Regions from separate parts of the Homo sapiens genome. Here region 1 is linked to region 2. A link is an interaction called in ENCODE POLR2A ChIA-PET data of the cell type or tissue named here. Cell type or tissue: PC-3. All regions are shown on one strand. Each heading gives the region's core, and the rest is flanking DNA. Links, peaks and the distances in the headings are about the cores only. Region 1 holds the start of KIF3C (kinesin family member 3C). Region 2 overlaps KIF3C (kinesin family member 3C).

Region 1 (5,369 bases), core at 164-5,163, 58 kb after region 2:
GCTGCGGTCATCCTGGATGGCTGCCTTCTCCTCCTCCAGCCGCTCCTTCTGTTCCTGCAGGTAATTCTCCATGTTCTTCTCCAAGGCTGACTCCAGGATGGGCTGGGGCGGGCGGTGGTTGTTGTTGTTGTCATCCTCCTCTTCTGCCACCCAGGCCTCAATCACTGGGCCCTCAGGGTACCCAGGCGGGGCGGACACGGCCTTCTTCCTGCGGCTGCTCTTCCTCCGGGGCCGCTTCCCCAGCATCCCCCTCTTCTCCAGCTGGGCCTTCAGGCGGGCAATCTCCTCTTGGAATTCCCGCAGCAGTGTGTCCTTGGGGTCCTCGTTCACCCGGGGCTTGTTCTTGATGTTCTTGGCTCGGTTGGCAAAGCGCAAGGTGGAGAGGCTCTCATCGTAGCTGTGAGAAGCTGGCCCCAGTGTGGCTACCATGATGGTCTTGGCATTCCCCCCCAGGGAGTCCTGGAGCAGCCGGGTCAGCTTGGAGTCCCGGTAGGGAATGTGGGTGCTCCTGTTGCCCGCCAGGGCAGCAATCACGTTGCCCAGGGCAGATAATGAGAGGTTGATTTTGGAGGCTTCCTTAGGCCTCTCTCCACCAGCACCACCACCACTGCCTCCACCGCCACCACCGCCACCCGAGGATGGTGTGGCTGCCCCTCCCGCTGTGTTGGGGCCTGCCTTGTTCTGCCTCTCGCTGCCAGCCAGGTCCACGAGGTTGAGCTTGCCCACTCGGATGTGGTCCTGGCCATCAGAGCCACGTTCGCTGCACTCCACAGTGATGATGAAGATGGCATGGGAGCGGGAGCTGACCTCATTCATGTGGGTGCTGCCCACAGCCCGGGTCTGGTTCCCCAGGTTCATCACATGCTCAATCTCCTTGACATTCTTGGTGACGAAGGAGGAGAGGTCCTTGATGTAGACGCCAGTCTCGGGGTTCTCTTTCAGCTCTAGCCTCTTGCCCGGCTCCTTGGAGAGCAGGTCTCGAATCTCTTCCTGGTAGATCTCCAAATAGGAGGCCCGGACCAGGTACTGTTGGTTCTGGGAGCGGGAGATGTGGGTGAAGATGTGCTCAAAGGCATTCGGGATGACCCCGCGCAGCTCGGGCTCCACCCAGGTCCCCTGCATGGTATAGGTCTTGCCAGTGCCCGTCTGGCCATAGGCAAACACCGTGCCATTGAAACCCTGGAGCACGGAGTCTATCAGGGGCCTCACGGTTTCGTCATACAGGTCGGCCTGCTTGGAGCTGGCATCATACACGGCGTCAAAGGTGAAGGTCTTGGGCAGCTCCCCCGGGGCGGCGCGGGGGTTCCGCAGGGTCACCTGGCCCAGTTTCACGTCCATGGTCAGGATCTGCTCGTGACCAGCAGCCTCCTCCTTCCTGCTGAGGGGGCGGCACCGGGCCACCACCTTGAGGGCCTCGCTGGCCTTGGTCTTACTGGCCATCTTGCTGCTCTGACCTTCCTGCCCCCGAGCCCCTCCGCAGCCTGGGCGGTCCTGCTATCCTGCTCGCTAGGTCGGGATCAGCGGGGCCGGCCCAGCCCCCAGGCGCAGCTCTTCAATCCGCATGCAGCCTCCTAGGGTGGGGACGCTGGGAGGTGGCCCCAACGCTGCTGCAGTCCGGGCCTCCACCGCTCTCCGGTCCTCTCTGCACCGGCTGGGAGGTGAATTAGGCAGAATCCCCCAGTCGCCGCGGGAGCAGCGCCTGCCGAGCAGCCGTGCCCGGAGCCCGCCCCATGCAGGAGCAGAGGGAGCGCTGCCGTAAACAGCTTCGGCAACAATGAGATAAAGGAAGAGGAAAATGGGATGGGGGTGGGCGGCGAGCTGTCTTCTCCTCCTTCCTCTAGGGATCCATAGCGTGGGCTGCCGGTCGTGGGCGGCCGGGGGTCCCGGGCCTCCCGAGGGCAGAGGCTCACCTGGAGTCCTCCCCCCAAGCTGGGGGATCATTCATTGCAGCCAGCGCGGCTGCTGCTGCCTCTGCCTCCGCCTTCCCCGCCGCCGCCACTGGAGAATGAGAGAGAAAAACAGAAGGGGATGGGGCGGAGCAGCGGCAGCGAGAGTGATGTTGCCGCCGCGCTGCGGCCCCAGCTAAGCCTCCCGACTGGGGTGGGGCAGGGGGCGGGGCCGCGGGGCGGGAGGCGCGAGCCCGGAGCGGCCCGGGTGCGGGGGACAGGGGCGCATCGCCGTCTCTGCACCCCCGCCGACCGCTCCGGGATGACAGGCTCCGGTGCCGACCCAGGTCCTGCGCCCACCAGTCGGGTGCAGCGCAGCCACCGCCCGCCGTCACCCCACCGAGCCCGAGCATGCCGGGAATTGTAGTCCTGCCTTTGTTAACCGGGTTCTGGCAGGTTGCTAATGCCTTTCCCGGTCCCCCAGTCCGGGAGGCGCCTCCCTCATCCGCATGCCACCCCTTGAGTGACTGCTGAGCTTGCACCACCTATGCCTGGTCCCTCCGAGCCACCATCCTCGGACACCCCCCTGCTCCTGCCTTTCTGCCTGCAAATGGGTGCGCGTCACCCCTCCCCGTCAGGGTGTCGCCAGGCCTCCGGGAACCGAACTCCTAAATGTTCCTTGACTCTGTCCTTTCCTCCCCCTGTCCCGGTCTACTTCTGGCCTTCCTCTTCTCTCTGCTGGAGCCCACCTTCCAGCTGATTCTCTCGCACCTTATGTCCGCACAAGCACCCGGGAGCCCCCTCGCTCCTCCTCCACCGCCTTCCTTGTGTGAAAGCCTCTCCATCTTCCGCCTTCGCAGCCTCACCGCCACTACTCCTCTATAGAAAAATCTGTGTTCCAGACAGCCATTTCTTCAGTTATCCAGCGCCTGCTGAGCCCCAGGCCCCATTCTAGGATCTGGGTCCTTCCTGTCCTCAAGCAGTGCACATTCCCGGAACCGTGTTTTGTTTCTTTAACTGGCTTTGCTGTGCAGCATCTTTGTGCTTTTGCCCAGAGGCCTGGTCACCCTTCGGCACTTAGTGCCCTGCCACTTGGGCAGTTCAAGCACCTCCTCCTCCACGAAGCCTTCCCTTAGCAATTTTTTTTTTTCTATAGTGAAAGAGGCACAGAATTTACCTAAGACAAAACCTGGATTGAAGTTCCAGTTCTGATGGCCATCCAATGGAGTGGCTTTGAGCAGTCACTCCCCTTGCTCCAGCCTTAGTTTCCTCATTTATTTTTTTAAAAATTCGAGGCGGGAAAGAAATAATTAACAACTACTTCATGGAATGGTTGGGAGGCTCAAATGAAATAATGAATCATGAAGTACTGTACCATGAGAAGTCCTGCCCTGGCTTGGATTGCCTGACAGCTCCTGCTTCCTTGAGTATCCTGGATAGACCATGTCTGTGCTTGGTGTTCCTCTATGGGAGTCTTAATCTTTTTTTTTTTTCCTGTAGGATACAAATAAAGTGTAATTCCACAAGGCCAAGGACCAAGCCAGAGTCCTATCCATGGTCCACTCTGCAGAGGGCAGTTGAGTCTGTGGACTGAGCCCAAGCTGTCTGTCTTTACTCTCCATATGAGAACCAGATTGAGAGGTGCTGTTATCTGAAACCTGGAGACCCTTCTTCACAGAGGCACCAGAAGAGTCTTTCCACAAAACATTTCCAAGCATGTTATCCTCTAGAGGACCCAATTGTTTAGTTTTCCAACTCAACAAAATTTACCTCCTTAACTCTTCCCCATCCCAGAACTTTAGCGTGAGCTGGACTAGAGGCTTGAGACTTAGCTGAGAGCTTGCCCGCTTCTGAAGCTCCCTGGCCTCCCTCCACCCTCTCCTTGATTAAGCTCCACTGCTTATGATTAACATGGCTTTTGGACCAATTACGGGGTGGGGTTTTGGCTCCGTAGACTAACCCCTCTTGGCTCTCACAACATGATTTCTGGATGGAGCCTTTAGTTCTTCAACTATTTTCTGGTTGCATTCGGCTTTGGGTTTTGAATACCCTTTCTCTGCTTAGGCTAATGTATCTGACACTACAGCGCTGGATAAAAGGGATTCTCACCCTGTTCTCCCCACTTGATGTCACCACCTGGCAGGGGACTTACCCAGATCCTCTTGTGTGAGAGGGAGATTGGAATCGCGTTGCTTACAAGATGTGTGATCCTAGGCCAGGCGCGGTGGCTCACGCCTATAATCCCAGCACTTTGGGAGGCCGAGGCGGGTGGATCATGAGGTCAAGAGATCGAGACCATCTTGGCCAACATCATGAAACCTCATCTCTACTAAAAATACAAAAATTAGCTGGGCATGGTGGTGCACGCCTGTAGTCCCAGCTACTTGAGAGGCTGAGACAGGAAAATAATTTGAACCCAGGAGGCAGAGATTGCAGTGAGGCTAGATGGCGCCACTGCACTCCAGCCTGGCGACAAAGCAAGACTCCATCTCACACACACAAAAAAAGATATGTGATCCTGGGGAAATTATTTAACTTCTCTGAACAGCTATTTTTTCAGTGGAATAAATGAGGATAAGAATGCTTACATTGACCAGGTGTGGTGGCTCAAGCTGTAATCCCAGCTATTCAGGAGGCTGAGGTAGGAGGATCGCTTAAGCCCGTAAGTTCAGGGCTGCAGTGAGCGATGATTGTACCACTGCACTCTAGCCTAGGGTAACAGAGTGAGAACCTGTCTCTGAAAAAAAAAGAGGGCTTACCTTACACATCAGGATTAAGTGAGATAATGTATGCAAAAACTCCTACGACATAGGAGGCACTCCAGAAATAGCAGTTTTCTTTTCTCTTGTCCTTTGCATTCAAGGCTGTTCACTTCAGCGTCTCCATTTTCACCGCTGTCTTCATTTTTCCTTCCTCTTACATACTCAAGTCTCCAGCCACTCTGATTAGCTTAAGTCCCCCAAACACACCCCACTTTTTTGTGTCTCCTTGTGTTTGCTCATGCTGCTCCTCTGCCCGAAATGTCCTAACTTTGTTTTTATTTCAATTAATTTATTTGAGAAGGGGTCTCATTCTGTCACTCAGGCTGGAGTGCAGTGGTATGATTATGGCTCACTGCAGCCTCAAACTCCTGAGCTCAAGCTATCCTCCTGCCTTAGCCTCCCGAATAGCTGGGACTACAGTTGCATGCCACCACACCTGGATAATTAAAAACAATATTTTTTTAGGCCGGGCGCGGTGGCTCACACCTGTAATCCCAGCACTTTGGGAGGCCAAGGCAGGGGGATCACAAGGTCAGGAGTTCGAGACCAGCCTGACCAACATAATGAAACCCTGTCTCTACTAAAAATACAAAAAATTAGCCGGGCATGGTGGTGGGCACCTGTAATCCCAGCTACTTGGGAGGCTGACGCAGGAGAATCCCTTGAACCCGGGAGGTGGAAGTTGCAGTGAGCCGAGATTGCACCAGCCTGGGTGACAGTG
Region 2 (5,369 bases), core at 152-5,151:
TTTGAGACGGAGTTTCACCCTTGTCACCCAAGCTGGAGTGCAGTGGCACAATCTAGGCTCACTGCAACCTCCGCCTCCTGGATGCAAGCTATTCCCCTGCCTGTAGCTGGGATTACAGGTGCCCACCACCACGTCCGTCTAATTTTTGTATTTTTAATAGAGACCGGGATTTCACCATGTTATCCAGGCTGGTCTCGAACTCCTGATCTCAGGTGATCCGCCTGCCTTGGCCTCCCAAAGTGCTGGGATTACAAGTGTGAGCTACTGTGCCCAGCCAAGGATAGTAATTTTGATCCAGGTAACTCTTGGACCACATTGTAAGAAAAATGGCCAGGGTAGACCGGGCGCTGTGGCTCACGCCTGTAATCCCAGCACTTTGAGAGGCTGAGGCAGGTGGCTCACCTGAGGTCAGGAGTTCAAGACCAGCCTGGCTAAGGTGGTAAAACTCTGTCTCTACTGAAAAAATACAAAAATTAGCTGGATGTGGTGGTGGGTGCCTGTGATCCTAGCTACTCGGGAGGCTGAGGCAGGAGAATTGCTTGAACCTGGGAGGGGGAGGTTGCAGTGAGCCGAGATAGCACCACTGCACACCAGCCTGGGTGACAGAGCAAGACTCTTGTTTCAAAAAAAAAAAAAAAGAAAAGGAAAAAGAAAAATGGCCGGGGTAATAAAATGAGCCTAGATTGAAATTTTCTTTCTTTTTCACTTTTTCTCTCTTTTTTTGAGACGGTGTCTCGTTATGTTGCCCAGTCTGATCTTGAATTCCCAGGCTTAAGCGATCCTCCTGCCTTTAGCCTCCTGAGTAGCTGGGATTTCAGGCGTGTGCCACCATGCCCGGCTCCAGATTAAAATTTTCTAAAGCCATCCTCCTGGGTGATGGACACACTGGCAAAGAACATCTGTTGTGCTGGCTGCCCAGAGCCCATTCGACTCCACTCCTACTTCCATCATCTTTTTTGAGAAATACTTTTATTTCTACCTCATCCCTCCCCCACATCTGCATGGTTACAGCCTTGGGACTCTTGGAGGTTTTGTTCGTACATCATATTCCCACCTACCTGACCCAAACTGCTAAATCAGAGTCCCATTCCCATAAATTTGGCATTGGGACCAAGATGCTAACTCTCTCCGGATGGCTGGATCATGTACCCAGAGAGCTGCTAGCAGATGTGTTTCCTACATCATGAACTGGAGCAGCTGAGGACAGAGTGTGAACCCCACACAGAAGGAAGTGTGGTGAAACAGAGAGGGTCTTTGTGGTGTTTGAGTCCCTGGTACTAGGTCATTCCTGAGGCCTGGGTCTTTCCTTGCCTTTGTGTGCCACAGCACGCCTCTGGGTCAGGCCAGCTTAAATGATTTTTTAGTGGTAGCCAAGAGTTCTAACTCACACTCACCCCATCCATCCTACGCCAAGGGGACAAGGACAAAGGGTAGTGTTTTCTACGCCCCAGCTCTAGGTTCTGAGAACAAAAAGAAGTAACTCTGTGGAGAGCAGGTGTCCAGTTTTGGAAGAAGAAGTGAAACATGGCAGTTTCCTTATCAATGAACTGTCTATCAACAAAAGACCAGAGGCCTGGGTCAAGGGAGAATTTCTACCCCCTGGCTGTTTCTGTGGGGCTCAAGAAAACCACCTGCTGTACAGGTGATCCCACTGCTAATGGAGGAATGAGCGGTTTTGTGTTGTTGTTGTTGTTTTTTTTTGAGACGGAGTCTCACTCTGTTGCCAAGGCTGGAGTGCAGTGGCACCATGTCGGCTCACTGCAACCTCCGTCTCCCGGGTTCAAGCAATTCTCCTGCCTCAGCCTCCCGAGTAGCTGGGATTACAGGAACCCACCACCGCGCCCGGCTAGTTTTTAAAATATTTTTAGTAGAGATGGGGTTTCACCATGTTGGCCAGTCTGGTCTTGAACTCCTGACCTCAGGTGATCCACCTGCCTCGGTCTCCCGAAGCGCTGGGATTACAGGTGTGAGCCACTGCGCCTGTCCTGAATGAGTGGTTTTACAATAGGACCTCTAGGCAAGGGTCTGCAGATCTGGTCTGATGCCGAACCTTGCCCATTGAGATAAATCACTCTGTCCTCTGTCCCTGGCTGTCACCACTTGGGAACCATGTATAGTGCCTGTCAGTTTTCCATGGGCTAGAGAAGTAGTGTGGCAAAGAGGGCAAAACATGGGTTCTAGAGTCTGCAAGTCCAGCTTCATCACGTACTGGGTCTTTAGCCAGTTAGTTAATTTCGCTTACTTCCATCTCTCAATCAGTCACCATAATCCTCTCACTAGGAGAATGAAATGAGTGTGAGTGTGTGTGTCTGTGTGTGTAAAGCACCTTACACAATACCTAGCAAACGCCCCCGAAGCAGCAGAGCCACTCCAGCCCTGGAACCCTGTTAGAGATCAGGGTGAGAGCCTGGCACAGAGACAGGACATCCCTCTAAGAAAACTGTCAGTGCCAAAATAGTTGGTTTACTGCCTGATTTTTGCAGCAGACAAACTTCAGTGCTCCCCTAGGAGTCAGGGTTCAAAGCTTTGTGTTTGTTTGTTTTTTAGCAATAACTAATTTTCATTTCCTGTAAGACCTCCACACTACAGAGAGCTAGTGGCTAGAACCCAGCAGGAGGGAAAATAGGTCCTGAGAAGAGAGGATAAGGGAAGCTAGTCTTTCTTTTCTTTTCGAGACAGTTTCACTCTTGTTGGCTAGGCTGGAGTGCAATGCCACAATCTCAGCTCACCTCAACTTCTGCCTCCTGTGTTCAAGCGATTCTCCTGCCTCAGCCTCCCGAGTAGCTGGGACTACAGGTGTGCACCACCATGCCTGGCTAATTTTTGTATTTTTAGTAAAGACAGAGTTTCACCATGTTGGCCAGGCTGGTCTCGAACTCCTGACCTCAGGGATCCACCTGCCTCAACCTCCCAAAGTGCTGGGATTACAGGCGTGAGCCACCGCACTCGGCCTAGACTTTCAAGTTATTGTAATTCAGCACCCATCAGGCCCAGGCACATCTGTGTGGTTTACATGCATTCTTTCCTCCTTTAACCCCTTTGGTGGATCAATGAGGGCATAGGGAGTATGACAGTGACAGCTAATCTGGACACCACTGAGGCAGTTCTGAAATCTGCCAGTTGCTCAGAATTAACTGGTTGGGGACGACCAGCCTAGAACACAAACAGCTGCTGCCATAGTCCCGGCACAGACTTCCGACTAGTGCCTGGGACCTGCTCCCCAGCCCTATTGGGCAAACAGATCTCCATTTATTAAGCAACCAGTTCTTTTCCAAAGTGCTGATAACTGCAGCTGGAATCCATATGCTCTTTTTATTTTTATTTTTTGGGATGGAGTCTTGCTCTGTCGCCCAGGCTAGAGTGCAGTGGCACAATCTCAGCTCACTACAAGCTCTGCCTCCAGGGTTCAAATGATTCTCCTGCCTCAGCCTCCAGAGTAGCTGAGATTACAGGTGTGTGCCACCACACCAGGCTAATTTTTGTATATGTAGTAGAGATGGGGTTTCACCATGTTGGCCAGGGTGGTCTCAAACTCCTGACCTCAGGTGATCTGCCTGCCTGGGCCTCCCAAAGTGCTGGGATTACAGGTGTGAGCCACCACGTCTGGCTGATATACTCTTGAGCCCCTACTGGAAAAACATGGAAGAGAGAGAAAGGAGAAAATGAAAAAGGGAGGGAGTTAAAGTAGGAAGAAACAAAGGGAAGAGAAGTAAGGCAGTCAACTCCGTGACGATACTCATTCCTTTATTGTCAACTGCATTGATTGGAACAGGGCTGGGGCCTGCAAGCTGCTGGCAGCACCCAGCTGCAGGTGCATTTCAGCTCAACAGAAAGGCCTCCATCCGAAGCCAAGGGGACAGAGGGGAATGTTTTATATATATATTTATATATTACATATGTCCCGTATAGTCATATGTGTAGAGTGACAAGAATGGGCCACTGCATTGTTAATTGTTGTCCTAAATAAAGACCATAGCAACACACGAGAATTTGGTCCTAATCAAGGCCCTTACTTTGTCAATCAAATATTTGATACACCAAAAGGAAAAGGAGAGAAAGAGAGACAGAGAGACTGAGATCCAGCCACTCCTGGTGGCCCTGTTCCCAGCAGATCTTACACTGAGTGTAGAGTGTCCCCTGTGGAGGTAAACACGCACACAAACACGCACACACATACACACATACACAAAACCGCAGGCAGGAGCTCCTCCTCCGACCATACCTCGGGCCCAGCCCTCGGACTGGGGGGGCTGATTTGGGTATATTGTGCTATAAGACTGTGAGGGAGGTGTGACAAGACAATGCAAAGGCGATGTGTCCAAGTGATGAATGAGGTGATACGTGCTGCTTTGTCCACAAACGAGAAAGAGGTCAGTGGGAGAGGCTGCTCAACGCAGCCCTGGAGGTCCCCCTGCGCTCAGGCCACCTGGTGAATTTCTACACACAACTCCTGTCCCAGCCACAGTCGAACCTCTGATCTGAATCCTGAGTCTCAAATAATCTCTTGGGCTCTGATGAAAATTGTGATTTCCTGGAAGGACAGGAGCAAATGGCAAGTGGGTGGCTCAACCCTCTAGTCCAGTAATGAAGCAGAAATGACAGTGTCGCTGAGTTAAATCAGACCCAAGCTTGATCCTCAGAGCAGAACTTGAATGATGTAAGAAGGGTTCATTTCCTGAAGGAAAGAGAATAACCCCCGCCACCACCTCCCACACCCCCCATTTCAGGCAGATCTGTCAGTCTCATGGTTTCACCCCAACGACAGCACTCTTCATATTCTAGGAACTGGAGACTCACACTATTAGGGCACTTTGAAATCCTAATTCACTCGCTTGCTTTCGTTATGACCTCTTCACCCGTCCTCCAAAATATACACTTAAAAAGCCAGTCAATGAACATTAACCATTTTTTTTTGTAGAAATTTACTTATCACTTGAGATACCTAGAGACATTTTGGGCCATCACAAAGGAAGGTAAGGAGTATCCCCCTAGGAACCAATTTGCGTAACTAGTGAATAAAGGATCTATTTTCAACAAAATAATACCTTAAAGATGCAATTCAGAAACAGGGGTAACAGGCAAAGCTGGAAAAGATTGTGCCTGGGCTTCTGTTTCCTGTGACAGATGAAGGGAAAAAGCAATAGATGTTAATATCTTCGTTTAGCGAGGGGTAGAATGACATTGACTCCTCCCACTGTGAACGGGGTCTAGGCAGCTGCAGGGAGAAATGATCGAAGCAGGCAGGAGCAGCCTCTTGAAAATGGGGAGTTGCCTTGAGAGCCTGTCGACCAAAATGACTCCTCGGAGGGGACAGAAACAAAGGAATCCAGTGGAGGGACTTCCGTTGATGACTGTTCAAGTTGTCTCAA

The links. Peaks named below come from ENCODE experiments on the same cell type or tissue, not always from the same donor. Only the 100,000 strongest peaks of a DNase experiment are listed, where the experiment ranks them.
Region 1: POLR2A ChIA-PET joins it to region 2 with 13 read pairs; 3 of 35 experiments call an interaction of 5 or more read pairs at or near these places.

What each region holds. Positions count from the first base shown.
Region 1 is chr2:25,980,478-25,985,846 of GRCh38, forward strand. KIF3C (kinesin family member 3C) reads right to left here and starts at 2,020. Exons shown (of 8, transcript NM_002254.8): 1 at 1-2,020. The coding sequence starts at 1,440. RefSeq lists enhancers at 1-281, 791-1,299, 1,300-1,809 and silencers at 1,799-1,958, 2,099-2,268. In PC-3, for the core only: a CTCF peak has its summit at 4,350; no DNase peak of the experiment used is centred there; H3K4me3 peaks cover 1,550 bases; H3K27ac peaks cover 491 bases.
Region 2 is chr2:25,922,875-25,928,243 of GRCh38, forward strand. It overlaps KIF3C (kinesin family member 3C), which reads right to left. Exons shown (of 8, transcript NM_002254.8): 8 at 3,724-5,369. Among named protein-coding and RNA genes, the nearest start is that of ASXL2, 47 kb to the left of the region's middle. In PC-3, for the core only: no CTCF peak of the experiment used is centred there; no DNase peak of the experiment used is centred there.